Linked DNA regions of Mus musculus: region 2 is linked to region 1. Evidence: chromatin loops called from intact Hi-C (ENCODE). Cell type or tissue: left cerebral cortex. All regions are shown on one strand.

The links. Hi-C counts contacts between places; a loop is a spot of excess contacts. Peaks named below come from ENCODE experiments on the same cell type or tissue, not always from the same donor. Only the 100,000 strongest peaks of a DNase experiment are listed, where the experiment ranks them.
Region 2: a loop joins it to region 1, with 2.4 times the contacts of the local background. A loop is called at or near these places in 10 of 42 quality-filtered maps.

Annotation. Positions count from the first base shown.
Region 1 is chr3:55,050,623-55,058,622 of GRCm38, forward strand. Ccna1 (cyclin A1) reads right to left here and starts at 4,433. Exons shown (of 9, transcript NM_007628.3): 1 at 4,343-4,433; 2 at 3,711-3,896; 3 at 227-473; 4 at 1-48. The coding sequence starts at 3,875. 4931419H13Rik (RIKEN cDNA 4931419H13 gene) reads left to right here and starts at 4,620. Exons shown (of 8, transcript NR_040593.1): 1 at 4,620-4,814; 2 at 7,653-7,704. In left cerebral cortex, no CTCF peak of the experiment used is centred here; DNase peaks (open chromatin) are centred at 4,528 and 5,847; H3K4me3 peaks cover 1,151 bases; H3K27ac peaks cover 607 bases.
Region 2 is chr3:54,916,598-54,924,597 of GRCm38, forward strand. Gm31358 (a long non-coding RNA gene) reads left to right here. Exons shown (of 4, transcript XR_375676.2): 2 at 5,655-5,781. Among named protein-coding and RNA genes, the nearest start is that of Gm31358, 4.6 kb to the left of the region's middle. In left cerebral cortex, a CTCF peak has its summit at 4,028 (motif pointing left); a DNase peak (open chromatin) is centred at 4,017.

The DNA of each region.
Region 1 (8,000 bases):
CTTCCTCTGACTGGGCATGGGTGGTGGGGTCAACCAGCATTGGGGAAACTGCAGAGGTACAATGTGGCCAGGTAAGTCATTTCATTACAGGCTCATCACAGGCACTCACCCGCACAGGAAGCTGAGAACAGTCATCACTTCATGTCTCCGATGCCAGCTACTGGACTGGAACACGGCAGGAGGCTGTGAGCACAGGGCACTGGCAGCCCTAAGGGAGCCAGATTACCTGTGTTGAAATCCAGCAGGAAGTGGAGATCTGACTTGAGCATGCTGGTGTCGACTTCATACACATCCTCAAATATGATGCCCTCTTTCCCCGAGCAGGTATCTCTGTCCCCCTGTTCAGGATCATCCATATAGATATCAAACCCACGTTTGGCTGGTTCATTGACCCCATGGTCAGAGAGCACTTTCTTTCCAGCCGCAGGGAAGACATTTTCTGATCCAGAAAAACATCTGATTGCTGTGATCTCCTTAAAAACAAAACAAAAAAGGTTGCACCTCCTGTACAGCACCATCTACCATGAGGAATATGAGTCCATGTGGCTCAAACCAGTAGCTTGGGAAAGTGAGAGCAAATTCCAAATAGGAATATCTAAGCTGGCCATCTAATTCCAAATATGGAATGCCTGAGAATATAACTTCCCCTTTCATTTTGTTCACATCTGTCCTATGGGAAGAGTTCTGCTTAAGATTCATCATCTTCCTTACATGGGTATTAAAGAGAATTCATGACTCTAAAAGCAAAAAAGAGCTGGGCTGCACTTAGAAAGCTGATTAGTTACAATGTGCAAGAGGAAAATTGCAATTTGCCCTTTCCATCTAGAACATCGCAGTGTTTTGTAAGAACTCCGCAGCGTCCTTTATACCCAGCAGTTGAATGCCTCTAGTCCTCTGCTTGAATACCTAACTCTGCATTGCAGGTGCCTGAAAAGTTTCCATTTCCTTCCCAAGAAAACTTCATGACTTCAGAACTCTATGCTACAGAAGTGCTCTCACATGGTATGAAAATCTGTTTGCACAACAACATCCTCACTCTTGGAGAACTTTTCTCAAGTCATTGCTTTTCTTTATTCTTACAGCAAGAATGGGAACAATGGTGGCCCTGTCGTAGTGAACACTCGCAACTGGCAGCCTTAGGAGAGAGACGTGCATGGAAGCCAGGTGAGCCAGGGCAGCCTTAAGCTGGGCCTTGGCTCCTACAGACACCATCGTCATCCACTGTGAACATTTTGCTTGTACTTATCTTGGTATTTATTGGACGCCACTTTCCAGTTCCTATGTCACTCCGTGAATTTACTTTCCACTGAGCAAGTTAAACTTACACTCACTAAGAAAAACAATTTGTGATAAAAATGTTAGGGGAAAAAAATCCCAAGAGACAAGTTACAACCAGCTATGACTCATATGACTCATGCTACTACTGAGGTTGAGTTTCTCTCTCTTCTCTCTCTCTCTCTCTCTCTCTCTCTCTCTCTCTCTCTCTCTGTGTGTGTGTATGTATGTATGTATGTATTTACAAACACTTGCTGGGGGATCTTCTAGGTGCCTCTCTATCTCTGTGTATATGTGTGTGTATGTATGCATGTATGTATGTATGTATGTATGTATGTATGTATGTATGTATGTGTGTGTGTGTCTGTGTGCCATGAACAAGGCACTGAGGAGAGGCAATGTGCAGTACAACATATCTAGAGAGAGAACTGTTCTCCAAACTGAGCAAGAAGAAATGATTTCAAAAGAGGAAGAAAGGTCAATTATGTGAAAGGTGCCAATATATCAAGAAAGAGAAAAAAAAACTGAACAAGAGAAGACCCAGAAACAGAGAGCATCCAGTCAACAAACTGTGCTCCTTTGGCCAGGTACATCACTCTTATAGACAATAGGAATGCCACAGAGGTGCCATCCCACATTGTCACCTTGGTGGAGTGCACATCCTATTGAGCTCTCTGATTTCCAAGAAATCTTGGTGTAGCTGGGGCAGTAGCTGCACAGAGCTGTGTGGCTGGATGAGTTTGAAGGTGGGAAGTGATTCCCACACATCTGTGCATGTTTGGGTCTGACCCCAAAGAGAAGGGAAATTGGAGAAAGAGACGTTGTTGGAGAGTCACCTTGGAAGCCAAGAGGCCATGAGGTGTTTCATTACAGGTGCAAGAGCTGGGGCACAGCAGTCACAGAACAGGGCAGGAATGGCACAGGGGAGCATTTAGGGTAATGCTAACCCAAAGTGAACAAACCTGCAGTGCCAGCACTGGGAAAGCAGGGGAAGGAGGCTCCGGAATTTGAGGTCATTTGGAGCTACAAATCAGGTCAAGGCCAGCTTGTACCAGACTCCTGCTACTTCCCAGAGAGGGGAGAAAGACAGAAGGTTCGGGCTATGGCATGCTTCCGAGGAATCAGGCATCATGTTACTCCTCATTCTGAAGGAACGGGAGTCATAGAAGATTAAGGGGTAAGGCACCAAGATGACTTCAGGGTAAAGACACTTGCTGCCAAGCCCAGTGACCTGAGTTCAAGACCTGGAAGGAGAAAGGGGGCTTTCAAACCTGCCCTTTGACCTCCACATGAATGCTGTGACAACGTGTGCTCACAGACAGACAGCATGCATGTTCGCTTGCCCATACACAGTAATAAGGAAATCAAATGATTTTAAAACCAAAATGCAAACAGATAAATGAAAAAAAAAAAAAAAAAGAATGGGAATGAGGCAGCAGAGGGCATGGTGGAGTGTAGAGGGGCCACCAAGCAGTGGCTCCAGGCAGCACAGGTGTGAATGTGAAACAAGGTCATTTAGTACAGACACTGGTTCTAATTCATAAATTCAGGTCTTAGATTATATGTTTAAAGAACTGAACATTGCTAATCAAGTTCTATTTAAATTACTTTCACTTAACTTGACCCAAAACATTAAAAGGATCACAGTGGATCAAAGCCCAACAAAAGGCAGTGGACTCGAAGGCAGCAGATGAGAGGGCCTCTGAATGGGCCTCTACCACACTTTGTACTTCCGGACTGGACTCTTGTAAGCACTGGATTCCATAGACTTGTAATAGAGGTGAAGCATCATCATCATTATCTAGCAGCAGGATCAAGGGAGATTTTATTTTCTATCTCAAAAAAAAAATCATTGTTGTAGATTCAGATTTCTTCTCTTAAATGTCTGAATATCTGTCTTCAAGGGAAAATCCTTTAGTCAATTTGAAGCAGACAAGTAAGCAAATACCTCAGTGACCATTCCTGGTCTGTAGTGGTAGAGATGTGTGCTCTAATACCAACCTCTAGTTCATAAAGTAAGCTGGTGTATCCTGGTACACACAGTGCGGCCACAGAACACAACACAAGCTCTCCCCGATTAATTCGTGGTAGCCTAGCTCCTACTGAACATCTTTCTGGCGGCTCAGAGCATCTCCAGGGCTATAGGACAGTGTAATTTCATTCTTTCTGACTAGCCCTTGAATCACTTAACCCAAACAGTTCCTACATACACATATGCACACATGTGCACACACGTGCACACAGATGCACACTATCATAGAAAGCCTTCTTTGTCCTTGGCATCGTTCTCCATGTATTTGACATGCAGGCACAAGTGCATGAGTGCATGCACACACACACACACACACACACACACACACACACACACACACACACGCATACTGCCACAGCAAGCCTTCTCCGTGGCATATTTCCTGGTGCTCCTGGGTCATTACCTGGCCACAGGTCCTCCTGTACTGCTCATTTTCAGTCAACACCCCTAGCACGGTTCTCTGTGGGGGATCCTGGCCAAGCTGAGCTCTGCTGAGCATTTGACAAGCATCAGGACCTTGGCCCACTGGAGGCAGAGCGACTCCACTCTTGGAGCTCTGGCGATGCATTGCCTAGTAAGCCACAGCCTGCTGCTATCCAGGAAAGAGGAGACACAGTTAGTTTACCTCTCAACCTAGGGACCCGGAAATGCAGAGAACTCTGGAGTGCCAAGCTCCAGAGTCACTACCAATGTCCCAACTTCCCGACAAACATTAAGGTCCCAAGTGACAGCTCAGGCATCAGAGCAACCAACTCAGAACCAAACAATGGCTGAATGGGCTTTAATATGACCCCAGGCTAAAGGTTGCAGAGAGAGCCGGATGGAGCCCAAACTCCACGCCAGGATTGTCTGCCCACATTGATTTAGGGCAGAGGGAAGCAGAACCTAAGATTCCTGATCCTCCTTCCCTCGCCCCCTTCCAGATTTGATTCAAAATCCAAGATCCCTGGCTGGGAAAAGGTGAGTTCCCTTCCCAAGTGACAAGCAGGCGCTTCTCTCCAGAAGTAAGGCCCCCAAACCTGCTTGGGAACCCACAGCAGGCCCTGCTTCTCAGGTTCTTCTCTGTCTGGGCGATTAGCAAGCGCACCCCGGCCGGGGCCGGGCGGGCGGGGCCGTGCGCGGAGGGAGGGGACCCGGAGAGGAGAGATTCCAGGGGGCCGGTTCCAGCAGCCTCGGCTAGTGCGCTCGCCACTGAGGACTTTCGACCCAGCCGCGTCTGTTGAATCAGCCAATCAGCGGCCACCCCGAGCCCAGCAGAGCCGCTTCCATGCCAACCGCGGCGGGCGTGCGCCCGGGTCCTCATCGTCCTGGCGACCGCTCACCTGCAGCTCTGCCCGCTGATGCTCGGCCCCCGGGGCGCTGCCGGGCGGGGCCAACCGCGCAGCCCCGGGCTCCTGAACCGCAAAGCCAGGCGTGCCAGGCGCACCGAACCGCACTGCACCGCACGTCGCCACTTGCACCCCTCTGGTCGATGTCACCAGGGAGGGCTGACGGCGGCTTACACACGGTAGCCTCCCTGAAAGGGACAGTTCCCCAGGAGCCGGTTCCCCCAACAGCTACGAACCCCTCCCGCCAACGTCTCCTGCGCGGCCCGCTCCCGAGAACCCTGGCTCGGGAGAGCGACGCGGGGTCCTCGGGCTGAGGCCGCGGCGCCCTCCTGGCCGGCCCGAGGGCGCGGCTCGCTCCCCTTCCCCATCTCCTTCTCTCGGACGCCTGCCCCACGGGCTCCCGACCCTGGGCGGCGGAGGGCTGTGCCACAGCTTAGCCTTCCAGGGTGGTCAGGGGCCGGAAGTGTGGCAAAGGGAGCCGGGAGAGATTTGGGGCCGTAATGTAACTCGAGGTGCCCCAGCCACCCGTGAGAGGTCTTCCCCTTGGGCACCGCTGGTGCGGGGAAGAGGAAGGAATGCGGGGAGCCTCTGTGGCTTGGATGTTGAGAGATTCTGAGCTGAGGTCATTGCTCCGATGACCCGGCCACGGCCACGTGTGAAAGGAGAGTCCCAGGACTGGGAGTGGGAGTTTAACCAAAAAGAAGGTTCTAAAAGGGCAAGGCAATTCTTGAATCATGGAAACCCTGGCACTTGTAGAGGTGACAGGCAATCAGCAAACTGAGTTTACATAATTGGTTAACTTTTTTTGAAAATATATACACACGTGTACTCACATATATGTGAGCACCAGATGTATATGTCTATGCATCATATATCAGTATATATGAGTGTATATGCATACATGCACAGACACACACACACACACACATCCTGTAACTGCTTTTGCTTAGAAATAAAATCCACCCCTAAATTCTAAAAGCAGTTCCAAAGGCCATCCAAACTTTAAGCAAAGGTCGTTAGCCTGCCTAAGTGTATTATTAATTGATGCGTTCACGAGAGAGGGGGTTAGCAGATGTGAACTGTCTCAACCGACTAGACGCAGAAGATTCTAGGAAAAGTGTGGCCCATCTTGTGGAGAGGGCTTTGCGAAGCGTTTCACCAACCCATACTGGATGCAGAAGCGCAAAGCTTCCTTGTTCTGGATGACATGTTGCATCCTCTAATTCTCAATTCTCGTGCCTTCAAACATGGAGACAACACACAGGATGCGGGAACATCTTGGTTGCTGCCATAGATGTTCATAAGTCATCCAGGCCCAAAGGAGCTGTTTTGCAAGGTGCTCTGACTGGTGACAGGCTATGCCTACGCGACTTCCTGGAAATCTCCCAAGAAAGCCAAACCGTTGTTGTGATTGCTGGGTGTGGCTTAAGGTCTCAGCTGGAGCCTGGTAACAAGTTCAGACAAGAGACTGACAGGCTTGGGAGGGGACATTTTTTTTTTTTTTTGGTGCTAAAATTTTGTTTTATTTTAAGCCAAAATAGCCTGAAATATTCCTATCTGTTATAACTTTTTCCAGAAGAAAATGCAAAACACACAAAGCAGGTAGTACTACAGGACAGGATACCTGCATCTTCTGACCAAGTCTCAGTGGCTCCACCAGAAAGAACCATAGCAAAGGGGCTACCTGGCAACATAGGCCAGCCAAAGCTATAAAACCTGGTCATCTCATCTATCAACGAAGTGTTACTTCTTGTCAGTGCATATAGTGTACTAAAATTAATGAAAACCTTCATAAAAACGGTCCGCAGCAGATACATACAAGCAGGATCTGCAGCTGTCTATCAGCTTCCACTTGCGCAGTTAACTTATGACTGATCCTTGAGTATATCCAGTCACATTGAGAGCAGCTTGTCCAGAACTGCTTCTTTGCATGTGTACTGTGTTGTCACAGCTGTCCCCATGTGCCAGAGCCAGAGCCCAGACCCTGCCACAGGGAAGGAACTTAGGTTGGAGGCCTGGAGCTGCAGAGTGATGATGTGTGGCTGATGGTCTCTCCTGGGTAGCACTGTTGGCCCATGCTGCCTACCTCATACATCGACTGTGCACAAGGGCTCACCACCAGGCTGGGCAGATGCTACAATTGACATCTTGGGTTTCTTCCGAGTCTCCTCCCGCTCTGCAGCCAGCCTCTTCATCTCTTCTTGTAGCTTGCTCAGGATGTGAAGGTTGGGCCTGTTCTTCTTGGCATACTGCTGTAGCTCTATCACACTCTTGTCAGAGGTCTCCTGCTTGACCATTTTGCTGCTCTCACGACCATACATGTGCAGTAAGGAACCCCAGTTCTTGACATGTGGGTGCAGCAGCTGAAGGATTTTCTGAGATGCTAATTGTTTCCCAAGGGAGGGGACAATCTTGATGTGTTCCTCTTGATCTGGGGGGTTGTTCCTGTGAGCTTTCTTTTCAAACTTCTCAATTCCTAGGATTGGAGCTTAAGAATCTAGTCGGGACCTAAGGAAGATGTTTACAAAGACATCTACAGAAATGTCTATGGTCATTAGGCTGCCTTCACATAGATAAGAAAGGTTGATGGAGACAGCCTGAGAGAGAGAGAGCACACGCTATTGGTGGAGAGGGTTTAATAAGACCCCACATACATGGAAATCCTGAAAGAATGAGTGAAAAAGAAAAAATCAACTGAAATAATTAAATGGGACCTTTGAGTAAGATATGCCTTTTATGTTAAAATTCACTTCTTTGAGTAGCTGTCACCTGACCAAGCCTTATTTCAAATGAAATTTTATTGTTACATTAGCTCCCCTTTCTTCTCGGCACACTTCGCCATGCTTGTGTTTTCTGGATCTTTTTGTGCTGCTTCCGTTTCCCACATTAAATTATAGTTTTCTGGTCAGATTTTAAACTAACCATGTGAACCAAGTGTGTGTGTTAAACAAAAAAAATCAAATGCTTTATATCTTACACAGTACTTAGTTTTATCGTGCAAACTTATTTTTCTCCAGGGAGCTTACACAAGACGGCACCAATGGTAGATCGGCATAGTTTGGTGAAATGGTGAGTTTATTCAGCTTATTTACAGGAGCATGAGTGATTCCCCCAAATAAGCCACATTGTTGAGTTGTCACTCTACCGTAGGAGATGACATGCCCACAGCTCCTCAGATGGAGTCCGTACAGAGTCCCCACAGATTCACAGATGGAGCCTAGGCAAAGAGGATCATTTCTCCACAGCTCCACAGCTCCACAGCTCCACAGCAGGAGTCCCGTCCTGTGGACAGAACCTTAAATACAATGAGAGAGTAGTTAGCTGCACCCATAACTGTCAGGACACTTCCAGGAAGTACTAACGGA
Region 2 (8,000 bases), 130 kb before region 1:
GTTGATGGATTTTCACCCGGAGGACCGCCCCCCCCCCCCATTTTTTGGCTTAAAAGTGAACCAACAAAGCACTGGGCTGCCTAAATCTTCGTGACAGCTCGTTGTTCACCAGTGCCTAGCTCCTGGATTACACTGTTTCTGTCCACGTTTATTGGTTTTCCAGGTAGAGACAGGCATGGGGCCTAACTCTGAGACACCGTTGTGATAAAAGCTATGCTGTCTCTGTTCTGCTTGTCCTGGGCATGTGAGTCTTTTCTATGTGGATATGCGTGTGCCTCACTTAAGATGAGGGGGAGGGGGACGTGTGGTGGAACTGAACATGGAGCTCAGATGGTGGAGCACTCGAACAGCTAGAGACTTTGGAGTCCACTCCCAGCACCACATAAACTCAGCATGGTGGCACTTACTTGTACTCCCAACACTTTAAAGGTGGAGACAGAGTTCAAGGCCATCTTTAGCTATGGAGCCAGGACCAAGGTAGCCTTGTCTGAGACTCCATCTCATTTAAAATAAAATAAAAATGTAGGGGGAGCTGAATGAGCTGTATTGTCAAGAGAGCAAGTTCAAAGACGCTTCTCTCCAAACATTTGTACTCCAGAGCTCACCTACTTTTTGTTTGCTTGATTTTGAGATAAGGGCTCACTCTATGACCTAGGCTGGTCTTTGACCCACTGTGTAGCCCAAGCCCATCTCACAATGATGGTCTTTCTGATTTAGCATCCCAAGTGCCTGGTTGGTAAACCTCAACCATTTGCTCATTGCCACTTCTATGAATTCAGTTACATCATCTACTGACCGCTATGCTTGTTGCTTTCTTTGTCATTGTGACACAGACCAGAGTAACCCAAAGAAAGGAGCCTCTATTGAGAAAGTGCCTCCATCAGATCTGCCTATGTGCAAGTCTATGGGGACAGTTTCTTGCTCCGTTATTGATGTGAGAGGACCCAGCCCACTGTGGGCAGCATTAACCCTGATTAGGTGACCCTTGGCTGTCTAAAAAGGCAGGTTGAGCAAGCCCTCAGGAGCAAGCCAATAACCAATGCTCCCTCCTGGTTTCTGCTTCAGTTTTGGCCTCCAGGGTCTTGTTTGAGTTCCTACCCCAACTTTCCTTCAGGATGGACTGTAACCTATAAGTCAACCCCCTTTCTCCCCAGGTTTTGCAAAGCAGACTCAAACAGTCCCCTGCTCGCTAACTGTTCAGTAAATTCTATCTTGCATCTTCACCTCTCTTCCTCCTGAGCAGCAATATCCATTACATTAGGTTGGAATATAGAGAAATGTTTTACCATCTAAAGACAAATCCTCTACGCCATCAGAAATCTTGTCGTGAGACAGCTGCCTTTTCTTACACAGCACTTGGGAAACTCTCAGGATTCAAAGAGGAGAGTTAAAGCTGTCAGCCTTCAGGATAGTTGTCCTCAAACATCTCTGTATCTAAGATCTCTAGCCACAGCTTCATAGTCTTCTTCCACGTTCCATGTATTTCTAGTTCAGAGTCTCCATTGAGAACCCTGCAGAGGACCCGTGAGTTTCAGAGAGAGAAGGAAGAGGATTGTTGTCCTCTTGGCGCTTTCTGTTTAGATTGGCATAAGCTGGTTTCTTTTCTCTATTTTACCTTTGGTGGCAAGGTAGGGCACTTTCCTTGGTTTTCTTTGATGCCCATTTTATAAGGCTTTCATCTACACACCCCAAACTATGTTAGTATTATAGTTTCCTGAGGCTTGTATAACAAGTGGTCACTTAAGAAGTGACAAGATGGCTTAAAATGGGAAACATCAAAATGTCACCTGGTCCCTTGTGGAAGCCCAAAGAGAGTTGCTGCATGCCTTTCTCCTAGATCCTGGCTCCCTTTGTGGCCCTCAGCCTGTAGGCAAATGGATCATCCCAGTCTCCAGCCATCTTCATCTTCTCTCTGTTTCTTTTTCTCTTCTCTTAGGAGGAGGACTGTATTAGCTCAGAGTTTCTCTCCAAAATAGCAAGACAGTGTTTTAAATTCTTAACTAGAACTTCAGACATCCCCCAAGTACACATTCATAGGTTCTAGATGTACATATACTTTGGAGCAACATCACTCAGTCTTTATAGATGGTTAATGATTGACTAAGCTCTTTGCTTTGGGGCTAGGACATTTGACATCAGGTAGACTCTCATGATGTTAGGTCATTAGGTCATTATCAGAGTCAATTTACTAACACTACCCAAGGGGAACAGGGGATTCTCTATGGTCTAGAGAACACATGTTAGTGTATTTCAGGGCCTTTGTATATTTAACAATTGTGTATAACTCTTCCTTACCCCCTTTCTTTGACTTAAAATTGATTAATAATTATACCTCCTAATTTAAATGATATAAAACATCTGTAGTGAAGGTAGTGAAAACTGAATAGTTGGGTGATATGTTAATCAATGTTCTTCTTTTAATTCATGACAAATACCTAGGAAATGTTAAACATCCAGTTTACTTACAGGGACTGCCTTCAGATGATGACAAGGTAGCACCAGAAGGAGATTTGCCAGCAGTCTCAGGAGACATGGCTTCTGGGAAAGCTAACCCCTTCACTAGAGACATAGCTTCTGTGAAAGCTAACCCCTTCACCCAATTCAGTCTTATCAAGGGAGAAGTGGGTGTAGAAAATATGTGGAACTTAGAATAACAGAGAATCATGAAATCCCGACACTGACACTTACAATGCGTGTGCTGGTGATACAACTCAACTATATAAACTCTTGGAGCCTTGATCTAGCAAGTGAATAGAATGGCGTCTGCTTTATGAAATTGTTGCCAAAAATGTTAAGGCACACATGTGCAAAGTGGTACCAGTGTAAGTTTGCTAGAGGTCAGAATATAGTGCACGTTTACAAATATTACCTCAGGCTGGAGAAACGATTCAGTGGCTAAGAGCACTGTGTCATCACAGAAGACCTGGGTTCAGTTCCCTGCACCTATACCTGTAATTCTAGGGCATTTGATACCCTCTCTTCTGGCCTCTGTGAGGACTGCACACATGTAGTATACATACATACATGCAGACAAAACACTCATACACATAAAATAAAAGCTTTGAAAATTTCATTTTTTTCTTCCTTGCTACCATTAAAGCAACATTCAAAGGTCCTCTGTCCATTCACTAATATTCCCCTCGATTGTGGGCATCTTACATCTCCTGCAGCTCTCCAACTCTGTCCCCCTTTTCTGTACCTCCCCATCCCTACCTTCTCTCTCTGGATCCCACCTTTCAGTCTTCAAGTAATCTTCTCATTTCACCTGCCACAATTTTAAAAATTGGTGCTCTCTGAAAGTGTCTGAGAAAATAACTCTAAGAAAATTATAGATCATAACAATTTTACGATGTGTCAATATGCTTTTGTTGTTGTTGCTTATATCATGATGTTCTACAAAGCATGGAAAATTTTATGGCATCTGATGTTACAGACAAATTGCTGGTCTAAAGTTTTACTAAATCTAAGAGGTATTTTGGGAGCATCTGCTATGTTCCAGGAATTAAGGACATAAGATCCAAAGAGACAAACACATGCCCTAAAATGCTTATCCTTTGGCCAAAAAGACAGACATGCCATATACACATGATTTGAATGCCATGCTTTTATGTATGTTTCACAGTATATGTGAAAGAAACCCCTGAACAATGTTGGTTGTGATAGTTTTGGCCAACCAAGATGGCCTCCATATCCATGGACCCCTATAAATGAGCAACCATGTTCTGTTTCCTGAGCAAGTCAGCTGGCTTGGGCGGGACATGTGACAGAAGGACAGCTACATCAGAGTTACTGTAATTGACATCTGGGTTATTTTTTTTGGGGGGGGAGCTTGCCCTCCTACTACAATCCCACTGCTTGAGACTCAGTGCCAAGTGGAACCCAGTTCTCACTGATGAAGATTAGGAGACCATGCACTCTTTCTCCTTCTCACCACATAAGAGCTGGGCTGAGAGCTCATGGCTTAGATTTTGCCAAGAGTTGGGTGGTGGTGGTGCAGGGGCTGCTAGGAAAAGCTCCCTCTGGTGGTAGTTACACCAGAATAGGAGTCCTGCACCCACAGGGGGAAGTGATGGTTAGTGACATGTGATTCTCCTGTCCAGAGAAGGGTTCCAAGTCACAGCTCCCACGGTTGTCATGGCAGGAGACTCCCCTCTCTGCCGATTCTCACGTGTAATTCTGGCTTCTTGTTTCTATTCATTTGTTGACATCTCTGATCATTAAAACAAACTAGGCAAGTTGATTTCTATTGCTATAACCGACAATACTTTTGGCTAAAGCCAGGTTTTAATTGTATAACAAGAAAGGCAATTAATTGATTTACGTGATTTCTCTTCTTAGAGCATTGGAGTTAGAAATGTTAGAATTTGCTCATTAGCATCTAAGAGAGATGTAACAAAATCATACACTGAGGCTCTAGGACAGCACATGCTCTGTGAAGGCTGAAATTCTAAGTAAGTAGAAGTTACAAACGAGAAAATCGCCAGGCCTTTAATTCCCCTGTACTTAGGAGGCAGAGGCAGGAGGATCTCAGCGAGTTTGAGGCCAGCCTGGTGTACATAGGGGCAGCCAGGAAAACAGAATGAGACCCTATCTCAAAAAGAAAAGAAAAGTTCGAGTTAGCAAAGATCAAAATCCATGCTGAGGACAAAAATGGAAAAGGATAAATACCTGAGAGCAGCGGGCAGGCAGAGACCAGAGCATCGTGAGGGTAAGCGAATGAATGAGTCACCCTCTTCCAGGCCTCCCAGCTGAAGCTTGCTAGATCTTCCTGGAAGCCTTCAGGAACAGCTCACTGTTTTCCTATTAGTGAACGATGTTGCAATTTTAGGATGATGAGTAACTCTGAGTATTTGTGAGTTTTCATTTGCCTTTCTTTGGACCCATGTCTTCCACAACTCCACAATTATTTGAGGCAGTTAGGGAATGTTCTGTCTTATACAGACCATCGCAAAAGCTTCAGTGGTGTGACTAGGACTCCACAAATGGCTGTCTGGAGTCGATGATGTGCCTCCCAGGTTGTTATGCGTTCAGGACTCCCCAGCATTAGAGCCTGCCTCTGAGGTGAACAACCAGCATTTCATAGGAGACCCCTCCTAAGTAGTGCATTATTCCACCAACAACCAGAGTTTCACAGGAGACCCCTCCTAAATGGTGCACGATTCCACCAAGGGCAAGAAGAGACATGGTGTTTTTCCTCAGCACTGATCATTAGCAACAGAGACGTGAAGAGCTGGAGCTTAAATGTGAACTCACGTATGGCTGTTACTTGGGGAATGAGATGGTTAGATGACAGGGAAATTGGACAAAGAGTAGGGAAATATTCAGGATAGACAGTAGTAAAAAAAAAATGACAGCAGTCTACCAGCATGACCTACGGAATGATGCTACAGGAGGGAGCCCAATGTGAGGAGTGTCGGGGGGCTGGGAAGCCAAGATGTTAGCCATGGCAGGTGGTAGACCCCAATGTCAACCCCCTCCCTTCCCAGGCAGTGTGTCTGAGCATGTACCACTTCATGCTCCAGCTCTTGCAGGTTTTGCTAGGCTCCAAGTAGGCAGAGGCCAGTCTACTAGGAGACCCTGCTTAGTTAGTCCAGCCATAACTGTGGTTTGGGGTCACCTACAGGAGCTTGTGACCTCCATTTTTTATTTTCCAGAACAGTGCCTTCTCCTGGTTTATGAAAAAGAAAACATCTGTGTATCCTAGCCTGTGACCTGTAGACGTTCAGAGAGAAAGTGATTCTATTAATGGGGCTTCAAGTAGGAAGTATCTCCTGGCTGAAGGTAGGGAAGATGCATTGAAACATAATTATTGAAAGATGCTAAGCCACCCCCCAAGGAGCTCTGTTCGTTTGTCAAAAGCATACACTGGGCTTGTTCTCTCTCTCTCTCTCTCTCTCTCTCTCTCTCTCTCTCTCCTGATAATAGTGAGTAGAATTGTCCTTGGAACACCACTGAGTCACACTAGGGTGCAGATGAGAGAAAAATACTGACATATAAATGTGGATATAGGCCGGGCGTGGTGGCGCATGCCTTTAATCCCAGCACTTGGGAGGCAGAGGCAGGCGGATTTCTGAGTTCCAGGCCAGCCTGGTCTACAAAGTGAGTTCCAGGACAGCCAGGGCTACACAGAGAAACCCTGTCTCAAAAACCAAAAACATAAATAAATAAATAAATAAATAAATAACCCTGTCTCAAAAAAACAAAAACATAAATAAATAAATAAATATGGATATAACTCATAAAGGGATCGTCTTAGTGATACGTGTGTGGCTGCACACAGTACTTAGGTTGTAAATCATGAGCAACATTAAGCATGGGTGGGGACTTGAATGCATCCTTCTCATCTCTGTGTTGTGACTGGATGACCTGAGTCCATGGCAACCTTGGAAATGATGTCTGAGGTGCATATGTATCATTTAAATTGCTCTATTGGAGCCTCACAGGCTGTAATGTGCTATTTGGGGGCTCTTCAAAGATAGGTTTTCCTTGACGTGGTTTTACCATTTCCTCATAGAGAAATGGCATAGGGATGGAAAGAACCTTGAAAACGTTAGCAGGAAATTTGTGGTGTAGTGGGATAGAAGTAGAAGGACTTGAGATAGTGTTTGTATGCTTGAGATGGTTTGTGTATGCTTGGCCAGAGAGTGGCACTATTAGAAGGTGTGGCCCTGTTGGAGTGGGTGTGGCCTTGTTGGAGTAGGTGTGGCCCTGTTGGAGTAGGTGTGGCCTTGTTGGAGTGGGTGTGGCCCTGTTGGAGTAGGTGTGGCCCTGTTGGAGTGGGTGTGGCCTTGTTGGAGTAGGTGTGGCCCTGTTGGAGTAGGTGTGGCCTTGTTGGAGTAGGTGTATCACTGTGGGTGTGGGCTTTAAGAGCCTCATCCTAGCTGCCTGGAAGTTAGTATTCTGCCAGCAGCCTTCAGATGAAGGTGTAGAACTCTCAGCTCCTCCTGTACCATGTCTGCCTAAATGCTGCCCTGCTCCTACCTTGATGATAATGGACTGAACCTCTGAGCCTGTAAGGCAGTCCTAATTAAAGGTTGTCCGTATTAGAGTTGCCTTGGTCATGGTGTTTGTTCACAACAGTAAAACCCTAACTAAGACAGTTAGTGAAGTTGAAATCCTTTCAAAACTCTTGACTTTGAGGGTTCCCATTGTCTGGCAATAGCTTTGTTATTGGTTCTTCAGCTAATTCCTCAGACAATCCTGGGGTGGGGGTGGGGGGAATCTATATTACCTGAGAGATGTCAGCCTGAAAAAATGCTTTTTAAAAGAGTACAAAAATTATAATTATACAAGGGTTGATCATCTCTGGGAGAGAAGTGAGAAGTTTCCACGCCAGGCACAGTTGTTGCACACTTGGCCTTGCTTCATAGCCTTGCACACGTGAGACATGTGTGTGGCCTTGACTATCCCACGGAGCCTGGTGTGCTCCATAGACACTCATCAGCCTTGGGGTTTACACATCTCAGCCAAGGTTCTCTGGTGCGGAGAAGAAGAAAATGCCTCAATCCTGATTTTTTTCACGAGATTCCGCATTAGTGGAGAATTGTATGAGTACCCAGCGGACCCACAGTTGAGCAATGAACCATTTTTTTTTCCATGTTTCAGACATGTTCTTCAAAAGAGGTCAAGGAAGTTCTCTGCAAGCTCTGTGTAGTTAAATGTCTGTGGAACCAATGCATTTAAGCATGGCCAGCCAGCCAGGTGTGGTGGTGCACACCTATAATCCCAGCACTTAGGAGGCTGAAGCAGGAAGATCTCTTTGAGTTCCAGGATAGCCTTATCTGCATGGTGAGTAGCCAAGGATATGGAGAGAGACCTTGTCTTTTAAAGACATAAAAACAACAAAACAGACAGAGAGTGTGGCCAGTCATACAACCCTCTTCATTCAAGTCTCAACCTGCAGCTCACTCTGGGAGTGCTTTGCAATCTAAATACATTCATTTATTCAGTAATAACACCTCCCATATATCAGGAACTGCTTAGGAAACAGGTAATGAACA